4 separate regions of the Mus musculus genome follow, and regions 2, 3 and 4 are each linked to region 1. The links are chromatin loops, found by intact Hi-C in ENCODE. Cell type or tissue: left cerebral cortex. All regions are shown on one strand.

The links. Peaks named below come from ENCODE experiments on the same cell type or tissue, not always from the same donor. Only the 100,000 strongest peaks of a DNase experiment are listed, where the experiment ranks them.
Region 2: it touches region 1 in a loop (2.8-fold over the local background); 2 of 42 quality-filtered maps call a loop at or near these places.
Region 3: a loop joins it to region 1, with 2.0 times the contacts of the local background. A loop is called at or near these places in 5 of 42 quality-filtered maps.
Region 4: a loop joins it to region 1, with 2.0 times the contacts of the local background. A loop is called at or near these places in 5 of 42 quality-filtered maps.

What each region holds. Positions count from the first base shown.
Region 1 is chr10:118,639,096-118,641,595 of GRCm38, forward strand. No RefSeq gene overlaps it. Among named protein-coding and RNA genes, the nearest start is that of Gm33337, 75 kb to the right of the region's middle. In left cerebral cortex, no CTCF peak of the experiment used is centred here; DNase peaks (open chromatin) are centred at 1,216, 1,789 and 2,077; H3K4me3 peaks cover 633 bases; H3K27ac peaks cover 860 bases.
Region 2 is chr10:118,767,309-118,769,808 of GRCm38, forward strand. All of the region lies in intron 1 of Gm33439 (a long non-coding RNA gene), which reads left to right. Among named protein-coding and RNA genes, the nearest start is that of Gm33439, 22 kb to the left of the region's middle. In left cerebral cortex, a CTCF peak has its summit at 1,251 (motif pointing left); DNase peaks (open chromatin) are centred at 570 and 1,199.
Region 3 is chr10:118,708,364-118,710,863 of GRCm38, forward strand. No RefSeq gene overlaps it. Among named protein-coding and RNA genes, the nearest start is that of Gm33337, 6.1 kb to the right of the region's middle. In left cerebral cortex, no CTCF peak of the experiment used is centred here; DNase peaks (open chromatin) are centred at 1,026 and 1,901.
Region 4 is chr10:118,698,575-118,701,074 of GRCm38, forward strand. No RefSeq gene overlaps it. Among named protein-coding and RNA genes, the nearest start is that of Gm33337, 16 kb to the right of the region's middle. In left cerebral cortex, no CTCF peak of the experiment used is centred here; a DNase peak (open chromatin) is centred at 940; H3K27ac peaks cover 253 bases.

The sequences.
Region 1 (2,500 bases):
CCAGTTTGCTTGAGGACAAGATAATTTAAAATGCACAATCTTTTGGAGGCCCTGAGATTAATAAATCCAAGTCTCAGCACTGAGCCTGACTTCGGATCCCCAGCCTTCACTAAAACCGAAGCATGACTGTGCATAGCTGTAACCCCAGCACTGAGGGTGGGGGTGGAAGTGGGTGAATCCCTGGGGCTGCTGAGAGCCAGCATGGCCAGAATGGTGCCTTCCGGGGACAGTAAGAGACTTTGTGTCCAAGAGTAAGGTAGAGAGCTATAGAGGAAGTCAGTTGACAGCTAGCTTTGACTTCTGCTTATGTGCACATGGATACACACACACACACACACACACACACACACACACACGAGGGTCCACATGAATAGGCCTGGAATTAGAAAAGGTTTCTTCATCTCAGAACACATGAACATAGTAGGTATTCTCTATTACAACTATCTTGCTTTATGCTGTCAGAAATGGGCATTCAAAGGCATAAATACGTAACCTATCTAAAGTAATTTCATTAGTGACAAAGTTAAGGCTAAAATTGAGTTTCTGGGTTCCCTGTCCTGGGCTCTAGATCTCTCTCTTTCTCCCTGTCCCGATCCCTGTCCCTCTCCTTTTCCCCCCTCCCCTTTCTCTCCCTTCTTAGTTTCTCCCTTTCTCCCTTTCCCCCTTTTCTTCCTCCTCTTCTTTCCCTCTCCCCTTCCCCCTTTCTTCCCCCTCCGGCTTCACCTTCATCTTTATCTCCACCTCTGTTTCCCTCTTCGTGCGTGTGTGTGTGTGTGTGTGTGTGTGTGTGTGTGTGTGTGTTTGCTTTTGAGTGATAGCCCAGTATGGCCTGCAACTTACTATGTAGCTCACGCTGATTTCAAACTCCCAGGGATCCTCCTGCCTCAGCCTTTTGAGTGCTAGGATTACAGACATAACAGGACCCTCTACTCTAAACCACGTTGCTTTTATGGCCAGGTATAATCCACCAACTGGAGAATAACAAAGAAAAAAATTGCTTTCCTTCTAGTCACCCTCCCCTCCCCCTCTGCAACCTTCAAATGTGGGAAAGCTGTTATCCTAGGCTATGCCAAAAAAGGGGTGGGGGAAGCCACCATACAAGTCTCTCAAGACAGGCAGCCAGCAGGCAGGGCCTTGCCTTGACTAATGAGATGGCATTTCACTTGGTACCTTGGCCCACGCCCTTGCTTTTTCCAGAATGCGCGTCTGCTGAGAGCACCTGCTTGGAGCCCTTCCTCCATCAGCCACTGCACACAGTTCTAAATAAGTCAACCTTGGGTCGCCAAGAAGCCATCACAGCTTCTTGCCTACTAAGACAAAAAGCAACAGCTGGGTGACAAAAATATAACCCCTGTCACTTTTCCAAACAGCATAAGACCTGGCCAGAAGGGACCCTGAGTGAGATCTGGGGCATGCTGTCATTCACAGCTGCTGCCTGGGGTGACATTTTTCCTCCCTGGTGTTTTGAGTGGCAGAGGTTGGGATCATTTTCCGATGTTGCTTTTCTTCCTGGGGACTTCTTTGTTCACGTGCCACTGGGCATTCACCCCCTCTGGTCTGAAGTGTTTACATATAGCACGGGTGTGAAGTTCACTTTGGGGACAAATCCTGAAGCCACTTATTTATTTCTGCTAGAGGGGGAGCTGAGGTTTCTCCCACAGAAAAGCAAAACCAAGAACCAAGCTTCTGAGTTGCATCTGTTTTCTTTTCTGGAAACCACCCGCTTGCCCAATTTGGTTGCTGCCTCTTTTTTTTTTTTTCCAAGTGGGTCTATACAAAAGTCTGAATTACTCTCGCAGAGAAATAGCGTTAGCCAAGAAGCCACTCCGATTTGAATTTCTTTTCCTGGCATTCTCTCTCTCCCGCCACTTCCGATTTGATTTCCCACTTACACAAAATAATTATGGGGCAAAATGGATTATGAATTTCCTTAACAAGAGGCAGAATTGAATCGTTAGTAGAAAAAGAGAAAAAACCATCTGACGGCTGTCCACGTTCATTTTGATACTGTGAATCAGATGAACAGAAGCAGGCGTGTGTGTCTTTTAAGTAAACAGCCTGTGTTCAGAAGGGACCTTGGTGCTGGGGATGAAATAAAGGCTCGGGCTGGATGAGCTTCATAATCAGCCCAGCCTCTGCTGCCATCTGTCAGGGCTGGGCTCCTCTCCCTCCGGGCTGCAGCTCCTGGGGCCCAGCTGACAGAAGGGCATCATTATCTGGCTTGTGGGCTAGGTCATACCACCCAGACAGGTCACCTTGTGTCTTTGGGGTGTTTTGTCCCCCTCCCAAATTGAATCTTGAGACTAGGTAATTGAATTTTCATGCTAAGATTAAATGGTGATAGCATGCAATGTGTCCACTCCCTTCTGGTGGCCAAGTAGGCTTGTTAAAGTAGCAGGGATAGGATCCAGGTAGCTCTTCCTTCAGTCTTCAGGGGATCAGAAGCAGGGAACCCTGCCTGGGCACAGACCACAGAAATGCAAAGGTCTCAGAGATGTTC
Region 2 (2,500 bases), 130 kb after region 1:
GATAATTATTTTTCTAATGGACATGAGCTGCATTTTTCAAAGTGTACCCCACACACACATGCACACACACACACACACACACACACACACACACACACATACACACACATGCACACATGCACAGAGAGAGAGTGAGAGGGAGGGGGAGAGGGGGAGAGGAAGGGGCAGGGAGAAGAAGAAGAAGAAGAAGAAGAAGAAGAGAAGAAGAAGAAGAAGAGGAGGAGGAGGAAGAAGAGGAGGAAGAGGAATAAGAGGAAGAAAGAGGAAGAGGAAGAAGAATTATTTCTATGTTCGGGGGAAATGAGTGAAAAATTCTTTGGCGGAATATTTTCAGAGCATCTTTCCCAGCTCTTGAAGATTCTGCTATTCATGGCAGACTGGCAGCTTCGGAAAGTCTCACTCTAAAGAATTGCTTTAAATTTAGCTTTTCAGAAACCAGTTTGACCGCAGATTCCTTTTTCTATAGATAATTGCTAGGCCAGTCCTATGCTCCATGGAATATGTGCTGGGAAATTTTAGATTAGGGCTGAAGGCTAGAAACACGAAGTAAGTGTGACAGAAAAGTACACTGAGGAGACAGGCTGTGGGGGTGACACTCTTCTGTGTAGAATCAGGAGAATAAGGGTTGAGGACTATGTCACTGAGGGTGTGACATTGAGAAGAATATGTCCCCTCTCAGCCACAATGGGGAAGTGTGAAGGAAGGAGATGGATGAAGAAGGCAGAAGAAAGCCATCTGTGATGACATCGGCACTCAGCAGACAGTGACTTGAGAGCTGAAGAGACAGATGGATGTCCCGGCGTCACGGAAGAAGGAGAACAACATGAAGAAGAGCAAAATAAAGGATACTGGGCTAGACGTGGCGAAAGAAGACACTTCTGAAGATTCCACGGGTGGGAAAGATTCCAGACTGCTCTGCCACAGAGCTGCCTGGTCTTCAAAATCCTGGTACCATCAGCAATTCACAAAAAGTGAATCTGTCAAAACATTAACTTCCTGTTTGAGAAGAGGGCTGAATGGTATGTGGATGCATTAGAAATTTCCAATTGTTACAGTAAGTCTCCTTGAAACAGTCACACAACACTCATGATGCATTTCTGAAGTAAATATGACATAGAGGTTCTTGCAAATAGTTTAGGAATGTAGGGACTGGAGAGACAGCTTGGTGTTTAAGAGCACTTGCTGCTCCATCAGAGGACTAGAGTTTGGTTTCTGGGACCCATGTCAAGTACTTCCCAAGTGCCTATAACTCTAGCTCTAGGGGATCAGATGCCCCCTGCTGGTCTCCATGGATACACAGACTCACATATACATACTTACACCCAGACACACATACACACACACACACACACACACACACACACACACACACACACACACACAGAGAGAGAGAGAGAGAGAGAGAGAGAGAGAGAGAGAGAGAGAGAGAGAGAGAGAGAGAGAGAGAGAGAGAAATAAAAATAGAATAAATCTTTTTTAAAAGCTGCTTAATGGACTCACAAAATGGTTCAGTGGGTAAAAGTGCTTGTTTCCAAGCTTGATAATCTGAGTTCTATACCTAGGACCCACACACCAGAAGAGAAAACGGTGCTTTCAAGTCGACTATGCACACATCATGGGCATACACATGCATGATAGATAGATGGTAGATAGATACATAGATTCATAGATAGATAATGCAGGGATAGATAGATACAGATTATAAATAGATATCTAGATACATTAGATAGATAGATACATTTGATAGATTTATAGGTAGACATAGATACATTAGATAGATATGATGGATAGATGATATACTAGATAGCTAGATAAATGATAGATATAGATATAGATAATAGATAAATTTATAGATAAGCATAGATAGATCAACCAATAGATAGGTAGATACATAGATACATAGATTCATAGATAGATAATGCATGATAGATAGGTACAGATGATAAACAGATACCTAGATACATTAGATAGATTTATAGATAGGTATAGATATGTAGATAGATATGATAGCTAGATGATAGATTAAATAGCTAGATAAATGATAGATATAGATAGATGAGTAGATAGATGATAGATAATAGATATATAGATGATAGATTTATAGGTAGGCATAGATACATAGATCAATCAATAGATAGATGATATATTAGATAGATAGATAAATAGATAGATGATAGATAGATACATAGATACATAGATAGATAATAGATATAGATAGATAGATAGATAGATAGATAGATAGATAGATAGATGATAGATAGATAGATGATAGATGATAGATAGATAGATAGATAGATAGATAGATAGATAGATAGATAGATAGATAGATAGAAAGAAAATAGATATAGATTGATAGATAGATGATAGATAGATGGATAGATAGAAAATAGATATAGATTGATAGATGATGATTAGATAGATAAAAAGTTAGATACACAGATAGATTAGGTATATAAATAAATTATAAATAGATATAGATAGATTACCCATCTGTATACAG
Region 3 (2,500 bases), 69 kb after region 1:
ATCAAGCCCTCGAGAGATGAGTGTTATTTTTATGTGAAATTAACATAAAAATGTTCATGATTAATATGGCCAAATAATTTATTTACACCCATACTGTCTCACATAAAATTCTACAAAACTTGGAAAAAAGAAACCCTCAGAGCCATAAGAGAACGTCATTTAATTGGGTAACTCTCATTATATATTCTCGGAGTGATGTGTTCATTAAAAGGAGCCGAAAGCTGTAGACAGAGAAAGGCATTTCAGCATAAAGCAGAGGTGCAGTTGGAGAAGTTCTGATGTGCAGTGTGTTGTGTGTGCATGCGCGCGCGCGTGTGTGTGTTTGTGTCTGTGTGTGTCCGTGTATGTGTGTGTGTTTGTGTGTGTGTGTGTGTGTGTGTGTGTGTGTGTGTAATATCAGAGGTTAGATATAGAGTTAGATGCTGGGCAGTGGTGGTGCATGACTTTAATCCTAGCACTCAGGAGTCAGAGGCAGGAGGAGCTCTGTGAGTTCAAGACCAACCTGGTTTACAGAGGGAGTTCCAGGACAGTAAGGGATACACAAAGAAACCCTGTCTTGAAACAACAAAATAAGACAAAACAAACAAACAAAAAAAAATAAAAATAAAAATATCCCAGGGCTACCCAGTCAGTCAGTCAGTCAGTCAGTCAGGATAGGAGGCCCCTACCCTTTTCTCAGGACTTGTGTATGTGCAGACAGAGAAGTGAGGCTCCCTTCGCTTGTTTGGTGAGGAACTAGGTAGAAAATGAAGATTGTGATGGAAAGAAATCCTGAGGCTTTGTTGGGTAGGAAGCAGAAAGAAGTACATGTGTGAGGGAAGTGTGATTTCTCTCGGTATCCTGGGTACCACATGACCAATCAACCCCTTTCCTTATCTCCATACCTCCATCTTTTGTTTTGTTTTTTGTTTGTTTGTTTTGTTTTGTTTTCTTGTAGTCAGTTAGCCATTCTGCACTGAAAGCCATGCATTGCTTGTTACAAGCACAGCCAAAGTGAAAACCCACAGACGGGGTTCCTAGGAAACAAGAAGGCAGATATCTTAGTCAGGGTTTCTATTCCTGCACAAAACATCATGACCAAGAAGTAAATTGGGGAGGAAAGGGTTTATTCAGCTTACACTTCCACATTTCTGTTCATTACCAAAGAAGTCAGGACTAGAACTCAAGCAGGTCATGAAGCAGGAGCTGATGCAGAGGCCATGGAGGGATGTTCCTTACTGGCTTGTTTCCCCTGGCTTGCTCGGCCTGCTCTCTTATAGAACCCAAGACTACCAGCCCAGAGATGGTCCCACCCACAATGGACTGGGCTCTCCCAGCTAGATCACTAATTGAGAAAGTGCCTTACAGCTGGATCTCATGGAGGCACTTCCTCAAGGGAGGCTCCTTTCTCTGTGACAGCTCCAGCTTGACACACAAGTTAGTCACAGGAACAAAACCAGGGTAAAGACCAGTTGCTTTGGGTATTATCATCATCCAAGGGATGACTTCCCTGTGATACGACAGATGACGACAGATGACACTTGAGTCAACTCTTTGCTTGACCAGATCTTAAAATAGATGTGGCAAAACAGGCTAACAGAAGTGAAACGGTTATTCTAAGAAGCAGGGAACCGTGGGCATGATCAGGCTTACGTCATGGTACCCATAGAGCCCCAGACGCATAGACAGTTCTCACAAGTTGAGCCCATAAGGCTAACGCTGAGGCGATATCTTTAGATGATCTCTCTACTCTTTCCTCTTACTGAGGAAAAGGACTAAGGCAGACATGGCCACCTCGGGCCAGCAGTGCTGCCGTGAGGATGAGATTCATGATGGTGCCAGCTGTTTCTGCACGAGTCCATCACAACATTCATTGACCAGGCTACCCTTCCTACCATTGGCTTGCAGCCAAAGACTTCCAACAGCAGAGGCATGGTGGCAGCTTCACTTTTGTACGGTTGCCAGTAAAATGTGGCTTTTGCTGGAGTGTTAGGTTCTGCCCATTCATCCTTTGCTCGGCTCCCTCCCAGGGTTTTACCCAAGCATCCTATGTCCTTAACATCTCCATGTGTAGTTCTCCCAGTCAACAAACCTCTTACATGTCAAACCTTGCCTTAGCACCTGTTTCTTAGAGAACCCAGGGTTCTAAGAACTGGATTTGTCTTCTAGAATAACTATCAAAAAGTAGATAGCCGATCAAAGTGGAAACATCAGATACATGGCTCCAGAACCCCAACATATGGAATGCAGATACAAGGGCCAGAGTTTCGGAGCTTGGACATCATTAAAGGCCCATTGATTAAAAGTGTCCATTGACTTTGACTGTCCTAGTGTCTAATGTTGACTGTAGAACTTCTTCGCCATTATAGGCTGGTTTGGAGCTAGGCCTTTGGAACCAACCATATGAGAGTCTAATTTCCTTTATCCTCTTTGTTTTCTCTAACCGGGCCTGAGTAAATTTCCATTACTTACAACTACATGAGTCTAAGCTGTTACATTGAGAAAATTGTCCAGAGTGTTC
Region 4 (2,500 bases), 59 kb after region 1:
AGACAGAGATGGAGAGACAGAGGTAGAAAGAGATCAAATGATTTTGAAAGGTGCATTTCTACATAGGTAGAAATCCCAGAGCACTGTTTGGTGGTGATGTTGCCAATCAGTATTAATGAAGATGATAGAAATAGAGGAACTTACAAGATGTTTAGAAGGTAGATTTATGGATATAATGGATACTGTGAATATGACTCCCCTGTGTCTACTTGAGATGGGGTGGAGGCCCTTGGTCGGGGAAAATCAAAATCAGGAGAGTTTTTAGAAGAAAGGTTGAACTGCATTTTGGAAGTGTTCGTATAATATTGAAGTGAAAGTAAGTTGACAGTTACTTGAGTGTGGAGTCCAAAGGAAATTTAACACTAAGTATATTTACAAAGTTATTTAATAAATACCTGCAAATACTTTATTTTTGCCATCCAGAGCTGTCAAAGTACTGAATTATTTAATCTTCCTAGTAAAAGTTCGAAGCAAGCATAAAATCACTGAATTTTCTTTTTAAATCTGTAAGAACATCTAGGCACAGAAGGTTGAATGTCTCCCAGTGAGGGGCCTAAAAGCCAAACTCAAACCCAGATGGCCTGTCCCAGATCCCACATTCTGAAACTCTAGGCTGTCAAACTGTCGGTGGACTTCCCCAAGTAGAGCAGGCAGAGGAACAATAGCAGAGACAGCTCTGTGAGCAACTTGAACGCTTAAAGTCAGAACAGCGTCAGTTGTCAAAGGGAGGGGTGTTCCCTTTAAGGTTCATGAGACTTGTCTGCCTGAAGATTTTTCCAGCAACGATCCCCGCTTTGATGTCAGCAGAGTCCCAGGAATCAGGTGTTCCCATCAGTCTGTGTTCCTCCACCAGCCTGTCCAGTCTCAGAGATTCATCTCCCTTGAAAACCCAGGACAGAGCCACCCAGCACTTTCCCAGCTTTGAACACTTGGTGCTCCTCCAAGGCTAACACTTCTGCCAGCAACTTGACTCGGATTATTTTTAGGGAAATAGCAATCTGCTCCTCAAACACTTCCAGCCTGGGATGCTGGCAAGAAAAAAAAAAAAAAACTCAGCAAAGAAGAAAGCTGTAGGTAGAGAATAACAATGGGAGAAGAAAGGGCTATGGAAAGGAAAGCAACGAACAAAAGAACAAACGCCAATGTTGTTGCAGAAAGAACCTGATCATTTCAAGAAAGTCAACTAGAAGCTCACTGGCACAACTGTATTAGCTGGCCCTTCATCGCCATGGAAAACACCCAAGAGAAATGGAGGTAGGAAGGGAGTGTGGCTCATGGTTTCAGAGGGATCAGCTTAGCATCTTCTGGCTCCATGGATTCAGGATGGTGGCAAGACAGAACAGCTTGGTAGCAATGTATGCTGTTGAGCTGTTGAGCTGCTCTCTCCTCCTGTTAACCCAGAAGCAAAGAGAGCACAAGACGTAGACAGAGCCCCAAAGCACAACCCCCAGGGCCCACTGCATTCTACTGGATCTCATTTCCAAAGTTTGTATCAGCCTCTAACAGCCCACAAAATTATGGATCCATCAATAGATAGATCACTCACTGATAAAGTTGACCCTTAGGACCCAGTCACTTCCCTCAAACCCCAGTGCTGAACATAGGGGTCAAGACCTCTGCATGCGGATCTCTGGGAGATAAATCAGACCCAACCGCTAAGAGTGCCCCAGTCAAGCCGACTGTCAAAGGACTTCACCCACATTGACCTGCCTCTCTCTGCTCAGTATTGATCATTTGCTTTACCTATTGTGCAAGTTCACGGAGTCCCTGGCAGAGTGCAGAGTACAGTCAGGGACACAGGCTCTGGACCAGTAGTGCCATGCAAGTGTCCTGGCCATGGCATGTGTCATGGTGTCATTTCAGGCAGTTGCTTGGGTGGCCTTATAAGCTCCTACTGTAAAATGAGAATAATTGTATCATTTGCCTCATGTGGTCCTCATGAAGCATTTGATGTTGCCTCTAAAGCAGGAGAGAGTAAATATTCAAGAATCTGCTGTTAATTTGACTGTTGTTATTATTCAAAGGGGATGATTCTTTTCAAGTTCCTTTGTAACACCACGATGCTTTCAAAACCATCAAGGAACTGTGTTCATAGTCATTCCTACTATCAAGCCATTAAAGGGGGTAGGGGGGTTAAGACTCAGTTCACATATTGCAAATTGAATTATTGCCAATTACTGCTTAAAGCAGTTAGCATTCAATCGGGAAAGAAGGGCGCTGGCCATGTATATGTGAGAATATATGGTGTGTCCCTAAGTGTTCATGTGCATGTGGGTCTGTATTTTGTGTACATTCAAGTGTTCATGTGTGCACATGTGAGAGCCTGCCTGTGCACATGTATGAATGCATTGGTATCAGTGTTGAGAAGGGTTTCTCTTTTTGAATGACTTTGGTTTGAAGTGCTTGTGAAATCTGGATCAATGTCTATACTGAATCCAGATCAGCGTCTATACTGAATCTGCATCTCGTCGTTTTGTCTTATGCTAGAGCTTGAAGCCAC